Regions from separate parts of the Homo sapiens genome. Here region 1 is linked to region 2. A link is a contact called in ENCODE Hi-C data. All regions are on one chromosome and are shown on one strand. Each heading gives the region's core, a stretch centred on a gene start or an enhancer-like site at or near the end of the contact. The rest is flanking DNA. Distances are from core to core; before and after follow the strand shown.

Evidence for each region. Hi-C counts contacts between places; a loop is a spot of excess contacts on that map. Pooled maps may share reads with other maps.
Region 1: a map of CD8-positive, alpha-beta T cell shows a loop between it and region 2 (10-fold over the local background). The contact joins the promoter of ALG10B here to the promoter of LINC02963 in region 2. A Hi-C loop is called at or near these places in 2 of 168 maps with a recorded cell type or tissue (CD8-positive, alpha-beta T cell and naive thymus-derived CD4-positive, alpha-beta T cell) and 8 of 50 pooled maps.

What each region holds. Positions count from the first base shown.
Region 1 is chr12:38,312,057-38,319,265 of GRCh38, reverse strand. It overlaps ALG10B (ALG10 alpha-1,2-glucosyltransferase B), which reads right to left and starts at 2,492. Exons shown (of 3, transcript NM_001013620.4): 1 at 2,202-2,492; 2 at 808-1,005. The coding sequence starts at 2,372. RefSeq lists an enhancer at 2,222-3,421.
Region 2 is chr12:34,217,261-34,223,563 of GRCh38, reverse strand. It overlaps LINC02963 (long intergenic non-protein coding RNA 2963), which reads left to right and starts at 4,353. Exons shown (of 5, transcript NR_185896.1): 1 at 4,353-4,438; 2 at 4,719-4,783. RefSeq lists enhancers at 4,176-4,676, 4,750-4,899, 4,677-5,177.

The DNA of each region.
Region 1 (7,209 bases), core at 1,243-3,742, 4.1 Mb before region 2:
TATCCGTTCATCAGGACTCAGCTCTGGTACCATCTTCTCTGTGAGGACTTACTGAATGCCACATACTCCTCTCCCTCCCAGAAAAGCAGTAAGTGTTTCCCTGCTCCTTCTCTGTGTCCTCATAGCATCTTATGTCTACTACTCTATCATAATTGACACTACTGAAATAATCTCTTAAGGTTAAAAATAATTATTAGAGTTAATATTTACTGAGCCCTTACTATATATCTGGCACTATTTGAAGCATCTTCCATTTATTAAGTTTCCTTGTTCCTTTATAACAGTTCTATAAGGCAGATTCTATTGTTATTCTTATTTAACAGATGAAGACATGGAGCCACTAAGGGTTAACCTGCCCACAGTAACAAAACTGGTTAAGTGGCAGGGAGAGAATTCTAACCCAGGCAATCGACCTCCGGGGCCTGCACTATTACCACATCAAAAGTCCTCAGGTAAAGTCTGTTTTCCCTACTGAATATATACGTTTTACAAGAAAAAGACTGCCTCATTTATCTCTGTAGTCCCAGTCCCCAGCACATGGAATAAGCTCAGTAAGTATTTATTGAACTGGTTTGACTCACTTAACAAATATTTACTTTAGAGTTTACAAATAAGTTATTCAAGTATTTAAATACAAATTTATTCTAAAATGGAGATGGAGAATTTAAATTTACCTTTACATAATATACAAAAAATACAAAGTTACAAAGTGTTAAAGACATTTTTCACCAAATCTCATAAAACTAATTCATTGTAATTGTGGACCTGACTACACATAAACTTGTAATTAAGTATTTTGAAACATACCTTGTTTCTGGGTTGTACCTTGTGGAAAAGCAAATATAGTAAATAGAAGTTGCCAACACTGAAGAGAAGATTAACAAATCTGAGCATCCCAATGGAGCAGACAACATGTTCAGACCATGCAAAGATCCAAATGGCAGGTTTGACCACTCCAACTGACACCAGGTACAAGCCAGGTAATGTAGTAATCATGGGATCCCACTTTAAAATGAAAGAAAATGAAGTAAAAGCAAGAGGTAATACGAACAAGACAGACACAAATATGTCAAGCCCAAGTCTCATCTCCAGCAACAATCAGAAATTTTGAGAAGTTAGTCTATGACAAGATTAAGTAAGTCCTTGGCAGAACAGGATTAGTTTTTCTTATTTTTTGCCCCCGGACCAGCTTAGTGATGGTTCAGGTAGCAGCAACCAATAAACAACAACTTAAAATCTATTTCTATTTTCCAAGAAATGTTCTTTAAAAGCCTTTATTTTGATAAATAAACTGCAAATGCTCCAGTTTTTAAAAGCATGGAAACATTGTTTGGGACTCTAAGTTTAGGAAAACATTTGGACCACAGGCTCCATGATGACAGCTGACATAAACTGAGACAGAAATTGTGCCAAACCCTCTGTATTGTAACATTACAATATGCCCTATAGTAAAGATTATTGTCATTTTGCAGATGAGTAACCTGAATTTCTGAAACTCAGAACATCTCCAAGATCACAAAACTAGTAAATCACAGCACCAAGATTTAAGATCAGATCTTTCTCTAAAACAGACTTTATATTTCTAGCCAGTACCCTATATTGTGTCACCAGAAAAGCAGGGGATGTTTATTTTGATATTTATATGTACATACTTGCACAGTCAAATATATATTCAAAAATGATGTGACTTGACTGGTTGCCAGTTTATCCAGTCAACAGATAGTTCACTAAAAATACCCAGGGAAGGAATTTGTGATTATAAATTGTCACTTTTTGGTAGCCGAAGATCCCTCCAGTCCACCCTATCCCACCCCTAAAATGCACAGTGAGGTGCTTAACAGGTGAGCTAAAGGGAAGTTTTCTGATATTTCCAAGGAGCACCCGAATGCCTTTAATCCTGAGACAAGGAAAAACAAAGTGGGATCGATATTGTCAGCTGCCAAGAGGAGCGCTCAGTTCCCCACTAAGTATTCTCCCAGATCACTCCTCCCTGGGGATCAGATCTGCTGTTTATTCATTCATTTAATAAATATTTCACAGATCTCAGAGACAGGAACAAAAGACTATACCCAGTTTCTTTCATGTTCTGAGGCTGGGGTGGGGTGGAAAGGGACGAGTTAAGTCTAAAGATGGGAGAAGGAGCTGGGGACGCTGGGACCTTTCAGGCCTCTCCTGGGGTGGGGACAGGTTGGGCACCCCACCTGGGAAAGGGAGAAATGGCCCTCACAGTAGCGCTGCGCCTGAGGCAGGTGGAAGATCTCGTCCATGTAGGGCTCTCGCAGCGCCCGGCTGAAGGCGGAGAAGAGGAGGCAGGACACTAAAAAGGTACAGCTCAAGGCGGCCGAGAAACAGTAACCCTCTAGCTGCGCCATTCCTGCTCCCACAGCCACTGCCCAAGAACCCACTCCTGGAAAATTCTGAGCCCGGAAACCCGAGCTGGAAACTTGGGCTCGAAATGGGCGCGCTAGACAGGACTAGCCAGACGGGGCCACATACCGGAAGGCAAAGGATGCTGGGAGAGCGCGGATCCGGAAAACAGCGGGTCGCTGTTTCCTGGAGTGACGGGTTTAGATAACGGACCGGATGATTACCCTCTCCATCACATTACTCGGGGCGCACAGTGTCAAAACTTCCGGAAAGGGCGGGTCTCGGATTTCGCGAGCGCGGGAGGGGCGTGGCTTGCTGCTTTGGAAAAAAAAAAAAGCCGCTTCTTAGCTTGGATCTTTTTTCCTGCTCATTTCCATCACTTACCAGAAGGTGGCGACGTTTCCCCACGTTTCCAATTCCAAGCCCTAAAATTAACACATTTTTTTCCCCCGTTATTTCTTTTCTTTCTCTCCAGTGATCCGAATTAATTAAACCCTCAATTCCAAGACATTTCATTCCATCAACCTTGGAGTGTAGGAAGGGGGCGTTGGTTGTGATAGCAAAGACTGAGACTTTCAGATGAAAACTTGAAGAACCAGAGACCCGTCAATGCCGAATGAACTTCAGTGAGAGGAGTGTTTGTTCGTTTGTTTGTTTGTTTAGGTTAAGAGAGAACTCTTTCAAAATGTGGATGCTCTCAGAGGATTTAGTAAAATTGACACTCCTAGTGCACTCTCATAGCCATATTACCCTGTAGGATTTGGAAGAAAATATATATTTTAGAATTTGGGATGTTTTAGGTGTGCCTGTAAATTAGGTTGTTAATATTTATAAGGCAGCCTTCTGTTTTTCCTACTAAATCATAAGCGTGAACATCTTAGTGGGTGGCATTATACATCCTTTATGTTTGTAGTCCCCCAAATGGCTTTCACACAGTAGGCACTTAAATTTGTGGACTTTTATAGGCTGTGTAGACATCATCAAATTCCTGTATTCTGGGATTAGGTGTTGGGGGCAGGAGATGTGGTAAATAATTTGAAGAATGCCGAAGATAAATTATGTGTTGGAATTTTGTCTTGAGCATGGTTGGCCATGTTTTGTAGAAAAACTTTCTCTCAGGTAACCTCAGTCAGGTTGCCTTTGGCAGGCATATATCAGATTGAGTCGGGATTTAAGGTTGCAAACCTCAGAGTTCTCAATTGAGCTCTTTTTCTGGGTTAAAAATAATTCAGTATTTCTGAACTTAAGAAAGTTTCTTAAATCAAGCTGACTGCCTTTCCAGTCTGTCTCTGCCTGTTTCCTCAATGATAAGAGGAGGTAGTGGTGAATGAGGGCTGGGACGGGAATATTTACATTACTGGAATAAAATCATGTCAGGATTCTACTCTGATGTGATGCTTAGCTTTGCTTTAACCATCATCTCCCATTTTATTATTGATTCCATGCTGTACTTATCTGTTTAAGTCACTTGTAACACATCTCCAGATGATTCAGTCTTCAAGAGGTTGATGTGATCTACGAGTAATTAGCCCCTGACCTATTGACCTGCTAAATCGTGTTATATATACTCTGCAGCTTACTGACCCACCCTAGAAATAGTGGGCCGTTTTTAAAGGGAGTAGAACAAGACTAGACATTTATGCTCTCCATTTTTCTTCATAACAATTGCCACCAATAGTTTATGTTAAACATTTGACTCCTATACATGCTGCACACATCGCTTTACATAAAATGGAAAGTTTCAAGGAAATATAGGGTTTTAGGATGGCTAGGGATCTTTATTAATAATCTACTTGACTTCATTTTATAAAAGAAGCTGATTTTTAAAAAATGAATAATTTACCTAAAATTACATAAAAAATTAGTGTCAGAACCAAGTGTAGGAATTAGAACATCAGACCAAGAGTAATAAAATAACTTCACAGCCTTATAGGTTAAAATAATCTACAATATATACTGAATTGAATGTTTCACTAGTCCCAATAACTTTACATTTACATTCCACTATTCTCTGTTTCCATACACCAATTTGAAATACAAGTTTCATCTTTTAAAAAAATGTTCGTCTTACAGACTAATTACATCAAAATCTGCTGGGGGATCATTGTGAAAAACTAGATTCTAGAGAGCCATCTCAAATCACTGAATACTGATCTTCATATTTGGAAACGATTGATGTAAAACATATTACCTAAGAATGCTAAGAAGCTCCATGGGCCCAGTAGAGTTCTTCATAGAGTACTTCACTCATTTGTTAGTGAGTTACTTTTACTATCTGCAAATCGATGAAGCTGTTGTCACTTTTCTACTCTTAGATTACAGCATCTTTGATAATCTTGAAATGCTTTCCAAAGCTCTGCTCCTAAATCAAGACCTAGTAAAATAGCTACCTCTGGGGTTTTAATGAAATAGACTACATTTTATTAGACCTATCATTTAAAACTAGATCAGCATTGATTTCAACTTATATTTTCCATTCAGAATTCCAACTGCCATTTTCCATAGATGTTTGTGAAAAAGAGTCATTAGGATGAGCAATCCCATTATAATTGCACATCAACTATTTATTTGTGCTACTTGAATTATGATAAATAAGTTACGGCAGAAAAATGGGCAATTTCTGTTGGGGTTCTAAGGATAGGTTGTTTTAGCAAGAAATACATCTTTTTTGGTTTATAAGCCATTAAGATTTTGACTTTATTTCTCTGGTATAACCTAGCTGACTTTGATCAATTAAGACATTCCTAATTTGATGAACTCAGACAACATAGCATATACTTAACTGTTTGAAACAGCCATATCTGAACAGTGAATTTCCCCAAAGGCTGTAACTGTAATAACTTTGAAGTATTAGTCCAAGAAACACCCTGCCTCTTATTGCACCCCTTTTCACTTGTTGCTGAATGAAAACATTGGCCACTTGCTAATCAGAGTGACGGTTTACTCCTTTCTAGGTGACAATTCGTTCTAGCTACAGCAGAGTACTGCACCCTGGGCCAAAAATCACAGATGATAACCTCTAAAATGCAACTCTACCCTTGAGGTCAATCTTAACATATCAATTTAAAATCTAAATTTTAAAATTAATGAATCAATTAAAAAAACACACAACATTTTAGTACAAAAGCATTAGCAAGTATTTTAGCTCTACTGAAAATGTCTTGAAGACATTGTATAGGGGACTGGTTAAACCTAAGTAACACACACACGGAGAGACCCTTCTAAAAAACAGTAATATTTATTTGGTGAGAATACAATGAACATAGGGAGGTAAAAGAAGACAAGGGATTTTAAAAGAAAAATGAAGAGGGTTACATAAATTGCTTTGAGACAATTATCCTTGGTTACAAGGACTGGTAGAAAGGGTGGCACCAGTTTGAGGTTGGACAGGCAGTTGCTGGGCAAATGTCCTCACAGAAGTAATTTTTTGTGAGATTGTGGTGGCCTTTGTGCAAAGTTGTGGTTTGTGCAGTCTTTTGTCGTAGTTCCTGTTGTCAGGCATACACGCATATAAACCCTCCCTTTCTGGTCTTCCTTAGCTCCATTTTTCAGGGTTTTTATGCAAGTGGCCCCATTTTGATTCTGATAACTTTCATAGAACAAATCTTTCTGGTTTGTGGCAGACTTTCCAGTTTTACCCTTGAAAGTCTCAGGCCAGGTAAATTCTGTAGTATCAGACAAAGAGAATGGTTGGTGATATGGTTTGGCTGTGTCCCCACCCAAAATCTCACCTTGAATTATGATCCCCATAATCTCCACGATCCCCACGTGTCAACGGAGAGACCAGACGGAGATAATTGAATCCTTGGGGCAGTTTCCCCTATGATGTTCTCATGATACTGAGTGAGTTCTCATCTGATGGTATTATAAGTGTTTGATAGTTCCTCCTGCATTCATTCTCTTTCCTACCATCTTGTAAAGAAGGTGACTTGCTTCCCCTTCGCCTTCCACCATGATTGTAAGTTTCCTAGGCCTCTGCAACCATGCTGAACTGTGAGTCAGTTAAACCTCTTTCCCTTATAAATTACCCAGTCTTCTGCAGTTCTTTATAGCAGTGTGAAAAAGGCCTAATACACTTGGTCATTTAGAAAGATATACCATACAACCCAAAGCAAAACTTCCTAAATGTTTTTTTTTTATAACAGTGGTTCTTAAAGTGTGGTCCCTGTACCACAGCATTAGTATCACCTGGGAACCTGTTAGAAGTGCAAATAATTAAGTCTTGCCTTAGACCTACCGGAAAACAAATTCTGATAGCAGAGGGAGCCAAGTAATACATGTTTTAACGTTCATTTTGTAATCACTTATGATTCCCTTAGATTCCCAAGTGGACCTGATGGACATGAAAGTTTGAGAATACTGCTGTCCTCTACATTCCCCTTGCTTTTCTGATCACTCATGCTGCTTTGTCCCCTGGTTTCTCCAATTCTTCATCTCCAGGCTTCACCCTGCCAAGGAACAAAGTTCATTGCCAATGAACATATAGACGATGTTCCTCCTCAGCAGCTGAAGAAGAGGAACTTAAATACTTACAATTTAATGGCTTTTAGTTACATATATTTATATTCAGACAGATGGCTTTTCTTTCAAAAAACTATGCGAAGGGGAACTGTGCTTTTTGCTAAAATAAGTAGCTTAAAAACCATAGTCCTACAGCTATTGCTGCCAGTTAGATAAGAAACATTCCAGGAAAAGAAACTTCATGAATTCCTTTTCCTTTAAACTGCATAAAATTTAAGAGAATCATAAATTGATTATTAAATGAATTGCACTATTATACTGATGAAATTACAGTACTATTAAATCAACCAAAGTAAAAAGTTAGAAGAGAAGACATTGAAT
Region 2 (6,303 bases), core at 3,104-5,603:
GCAGAAGCCTTATGTTGGTGCCGCCTGCCATGGGACAGAAAAGAAGCACCTGTGAGCAAGAGCAATGCACTCAGTATACCACTGCTGACTCCTAAGTGCCCAGAATTTCATCTAGAGAAGTAGCTTTAGAAGTTAGGTGATGAATTCTATTCATTTATTAAAATATAAATATAATATATATATATATAAATGTATATGTTATATATATATATATAAATGTATATGTTTTATATATATATATATATATATATATATTTTTTTTTTAGGCAGAGTCTTGCTCTGTTGCCTAGGCTGGAGTGCAGTGGTGTGATCTCGGCTCACGGCAACTTCCGCCTCCTGGGTTCGAGCGATTCTTCTGCCTCAGCTCCTTGAGTAGCTGTGATTACAGTCATCCACCACCACACCCGGCTAACCTTTGTGTTTTTAGTAGAGATGGGATTTCACCATGTTGGCCAGGCTGGTCTTGAACTCTTGACCTCAAGTGATCCACCTGCCTTTGCCTCCCAAAATGTTGGGATTACAGGGGTGAGCCACCGTGTCCAGCCATTTCTTTTCTCAAACAGAAGAGCAAAGATGAGGGAGTCTTCCAGCCTAACAGCACACCAAGGATATTATCTGCCTGCATTAGGAGCCCCCAGGGTACACAGGATGGCAGGAACTTCCAATGGGGTGAATGAGAGTGACTTGGAATTACTTGGTGTGATCTCTTTGGATGCTTCTGATACCTCCGTGCTTCCTGAAGCTTTTCCACTGGGCTTGGGAAAAGGAGAACCCTTTAATATTTAGTAGGGCAGAGAAAGAAGGAGAATGGAGAAGCCACGTAACACATTCTTCGGTGTTTTACTGGCTGAAAGGGCTGCAGATATTTTACATGCCCCTCAAATTGTCAACAGGCCAGGCACGGTGAATGACACCTGTAATCCCAGCACATTGAAAGGCTGAGGTGGATGGATCACTTGAGATCAGGAGTTCGAGATCAGCCTGGGCAGATGGCGAAACCCCATCTCTACTGAAAATACAAAAATTAGCTGTGCTTGGTGGTGCGCACCTGTAGTCCCAGCTAATTGGGAGGCTGAGACAAGAGGATGACTTGAACCTGTGAGGCAGAGGCTGCAGTGAGCCGAGATTGCACCACTGCACTCCAGCCCGGTGATGGAGTGAGACTCTGTCTAAAAAAAACCCCCCAAACCCAAAATTGCCAACAGGAAGAAGGCAGAAGCAAAACAGGTGCTCATGGCTGCCAGAGATTTGTGGGCCCTGCCTGGAGTAGAAGTCTAAATGCTGGCTCTGCATTGAAGACATGAGGGAATTTCTTTGCCTTGCTCTTGCCCCAGCTCCCTTTAACTGCATACCACGGTACCTCTTTCCTTTCTAGGTGATAATGCCCCATCCATAAGCAGGTTACTAACAAAAAACTCCTCTCCAAACACCTACAGGGGGAAGGTCCCCTTTTACTGAGCACCATGGCTACAATTTTAACAGTTACTGCAAAATAAAAGTTGCTACATTCTCATAATGATGGGTTTTCCCATAACCTGAAAAATTATTCACCGAGTGTCTGTAGCCAGGATGAAAAACACCCTTAAAGTTTAGATATGCATCAGTATTTCCCTCAAGAATAGCACAGGTTAAAGCTTTTATAAAGAGAAAAAAAAATAAGGAGTTGAAAAACATATAAATATAAATAAATAGCCACAAAAAGGGGAAGTTAGAGAGAGACTATGAAAACATCTTAGTCTTGAGGAAACATACAATCTGAGAAGCGATTCTGCAGGACTTGGCTGAAAGTCAATGGGAGGCTGATCAAATGAAGTGATAGAAGTCATGTAATTTGTCATATTAAGCATCTGCAACAAACCCACGTAGAATCCAAGGAATGTAGGTGATCTGACAAAAGGCCTCATGTTTAAAATTTGCCCTAAGCTTCCCCAAATCCACCAAAAATTTCCCCGTATGAGCCACCTTTTCAGATACAGTTTAGCTATCTGTTCTTGTGACACTAGGTTCATTTAAAGAGTTCTTGGGAGCCACGTGGGGTGGCTCACGCCCATAATCCCAGCACTTTGGGAGGCCATGCACAGCAGGTGGATCACTTGAGGTCAGGAGTTCAAGACCAGCCTGGCCAACATGGTGAAACCCCGTCTCTACTAAAAATGCAAAAATTAGCAGGGCGTGCTGCCATCAGCCTGTAATTCTAGTTACTCAGGAGGCTGAGGCGGGAGGATTGTTTGACTCTGGGAGGCAGAGGTTGCAGTGAGCTGAGATCACGCCACTGCACTCCAGCAGCCTGGTTGACAGAGCGAGACTGCCAAAAAAAAAAAAAGTTATTGGGGCTGGGTGCAGTGGCTCACGCCTGTAATCCTAGCACTTTGGGAGGCTAAGGTGGAAGGATGGTTTGAGGTGGGGAGTTTGAGACCAGCCTGGGCAACATAGTGAGACATCATCTCTGCCAAAAAAGAAAAAAAATCCATGTTGAGGCATTTTGTGTAAAAATAGAAAAAATTTCCTGGGCGTAGTGGTGTGCACCTGTAATCCTAGCTACTTGGGAGGCTGAGCCTGGAGGGTTGCTTGAGCTCCAGGAGTTTGATGCTGCAGTGAGCTATGATTGTGCCACTGTGTTCCAGCCTGGGCAATAGAAGGAGACCCTGTTTCAAAAAAAAAAAAAAGAAAAAAAGGCTGGACACACTGGCTCACGTCTGTGATCCCAGCACTTTAGGAAGCCAAGGCAGGTGGATCACCTGAGGTCAGGAGTTCGAGAACAGCCTGACCAACATGGTGAAACCCTGTCTCTAGTAAAAATACAAAATTAGCCAGGCATGGTGGCACATGCCTGTAATCCCAGCTACTTGGGAGGCCCAGGCAGGAGAATCACTTGAACCTGGGAGGTGGAGGTTGCAGTGAGCTGAGATTGGGCCATTGCACTCCAGCCTAGGCAACAAGAGCAAAACTCTGTCTCAAAAGAAAAAAATCTCTCTTTTTTTTACTGTTACAATGACAATAATAGAGGCTTTTCTCTCCAGGAGCTCTAAGTGAAATTAATGAGAATTCTCATGACCCTAGAAAGAGAGATTTAAAAAACACATAGCGCAGGTGTGGCGGCTCACACCTGTAATCCCAGCACTTTGGGAGGCTAAGGCGGGTGGATCCCTTGAGGTCAGGAGATCAAGACCAGCCTGGCCAACATGGTGAAACCCCAGTTCTACTAAAAATACAAAAATTAGCTGGGCTTGGTGGCACGCTTGCCTTTAGTCCCAGGTACTCGAGGGGCAGAAGCAGGAGAATCACTTGAACCCGGGAGATGGAGGCTGCCGCAGAGAGCTGATATCAAGCCACTGCACTCCAGCCTGGGCAACAGAGCCCATATAATTATTTGTATCTTTTTTTTTTTTTTTTGAGAGGTACTTTCACTCTTGTTGTCCAGGCTGGAGTGCAATGGCGCGATCTCGGCTGGCTGCAACCTCCGCCTCTCGGATTCAAGCGATTCTCCCACCTCAGCCTCCTGGGTAGCTGGGATTACAGGCACCCGCCATCATGCCTGGCTAATTTTTGTATTTTTGTAGAGACAGGATTTCACCATGTTGGCCAAGCTGATCTTGAACTCCTGATCTCAGGTGATCCTCCCTCCTCAGCCTCCCAAAGTGCTGGGATTACAGGCGTGATCCACCGCGTCTGGAGAGTTCTCTTTTCTTTGCGAAGGGCAAGGCGGACTAGAATGGATTCACCCAACAGCGGTGCGCATGCCCTAAAAGCATTATGGTTAGATCCATGTCAGACAGGTTAGTTTTACTGTTTGCGTTCCCCTTGTGTTGTTGCCCATGTGTTGCTACCATGGTAATCCTGCTCAGTACGAGAGGAACCGCAGGTTCAGACATTTTGTGTATGTGCTTGGCTTTGTTGGCCTTGGATAGGCGGTCCTCTGCCGTCCCCTCCGGCGGGCCGCTCTGCCTCAGGAGGGGCATGTCCCGCCATGCGCCGGGAACCAGGATCCGGTGCAGAGAGCCCCTCATCGTAGGAAATGGGCTGCTGCCAGAAGGGCGGTCACCCCCTGACCCATCACATAACGTGTTTTTGGGGAACCGGATGCTAAACTATTTGTAGACATCCTGCTTCTGGGTCAGGGTTTTCTATGGAGCAGAGCAGCTCCCTCGCTGCGATCTATTGAAAGTCAAACCTCCACACAAGGTTCCCTGCACCCGTGCGCGGGGGACCTGGTGATGTGGCGTGTCCTGTGTAATTCAGCCCTTGACGTCTACCTTCCTTCCTTTCTCCTGTTATACCCGGAACCTAGTTTCCTCGCCCGCTCATGCCCACCGGACCCGGAGCCCCGAAGCACGCAGCAGGTGTCCCTCCCGAGAGACCACTGGTGCCCGCTGTGTCTTCGGGAGGCGCCCGTCCCCATCTGCGGGCTTTCCAAGGTGCTGTGCTGGGGTTTGCCGAGGTAGGGGTGTCGCCCATGCTCGTCGTTCCCTCTCCAATTCCGCCTCCTTCCTGCACCCCGCTTTGACCTCCTTCAGGGGCTGGGATCGGATTTATCGGGCCTGGTGAGAATGGCTGAGGCGTGGGTGTCAGAGGGTGTGCCCCTGTGGTTCCTGTCCGAGTAGTGTTCACGCATGCCCAGTGGTGGCCACTGGGGTCACGGCCCCTCTACCCGCCCCAGGCGCGCGGGAATGGGACAGGAGCCAGTCACTGCCTTTCTGTCTTTCCTCCTCTCTCCGCAGCCCGGGTCAACCAGCCGACGGTGGCGGAACGGCGGGCAGGTCGGCGGAGTTAGATGGCCGCAAAGGTGGGCAGGCTCGGTGTGATAAGGTTCCAACTGGGTCTGATCGCTTCCGTCCGCGAGCGCCGGGTCCACCAAATGTCGGCGGCGAGCGCTGGCTTTGATGGTTAACTTGGGATTTCTAAGGTAGAACAGATCTCTCTGGTCAGCAGCACTACCACCTGCATCCACTAGATGTCGTTCTCTCACTACGTCGTTTCTTCCTCTCCAATTGTTTCCACAGTACTTTCAGTTGTCCTTCATTTTGTTTTTCTTTTTTCTTTTATGTTTCTTATTCCTCTTTTTACACACTGAAGCTGCTGTTGTTTTACCTTTATTTTTCTTTTTTGAGAAAGGTTGGAGTATGAGAATGTAATCTCGGCTCACCGCAGCCTCGACCTTCCTGGGCTCCCTCAGGTGATCTTGCTATCTCAACCTTCCAAGTGGCTGAGACTGCAGGAATTGCTTGATTCTGGGATGTCGAAGCTGCAGTGAGCCATGATCACGCCATTGGCCTCAAGCCTGAGTGACAGAGAAAGACCCTGTTTCAGAAAGTAAGAGAGACAGGTTAAAGAAATAACTCCTTGAAATTATTGCTATTAATTGTGATCTAAATTATCTTTTATATTTTTATATTTTTCACTCCTACTAGTTTATTATTATTGTTGTTGTTAGTATTTCTTTGTATTATTGTTTGTTATTATTGTTATTGTTTTTATTATTTAGTTATTTAGAGATGGAGTCTTGCTCCATCACCCAGACTGCAGTGCAGTGGCACGACCATGGCTGACTGTAGCCTCAAATTCCCGGATTCAAGTTCGAGACCAACCTGGGCAATATGGCAAAACGCCATGTCTACTAAAATCTGTCACTGTATACCCCCAGGGCCGTTGGATATGGCAGGTGCAAGTTCGGAGGCTGAGGCAGGCAGTTCGCTAGAGTTCGGGAGTTCGAGACGAGCCTGGGCAACAGGCTGCAGTACATTTGCCTGACCAAGGCCCACCGCAGCCTCCACCTCCCGAGCCCAAGAGATGCTCCCACCTCAGGCTCCAAAGGAACTGGGGCTACAGGCGCCTGCCATCACACCCAGCTAACTTTTTAATTTTTTTTTTTTTTTTTAAGTAGAGACGTGGTCTCACTGTGTTGCCAGGGCTGGTCTCAAACTGCTGGACTCAAGCGATTCTTCCACCTCAGCCTCCCAAAGTGTTGGGAGTATAGGCATAAGCCATGTTGTGCTGCCTTGTTTTTTATTTCCTTCATCTTTCTTTTTTTCTTTCACTTTCTTTCCTTTTCTTTCTTTTCTTTTTCTTCTCTCTCTTTTTCTTCCTCCCTTTTTTCTCATTTCTCATTCTCTTCTTCTGTTTCTCTGCCTTTCTATTTTCTTTTTCATCTTTCTTCCCTTTACATCTCTGTCTCTCTTGATCTTTTCTGCTCTCTCTCTTTTCTCAATTTGTTTCCTCCCATCCCTCTGTCTGTCCGTCTTTGTGTGGATTCTGGAAGAATCTCCTTATTCTGTATCCCCTGTGTATGTATCACAAGCCTCTAAG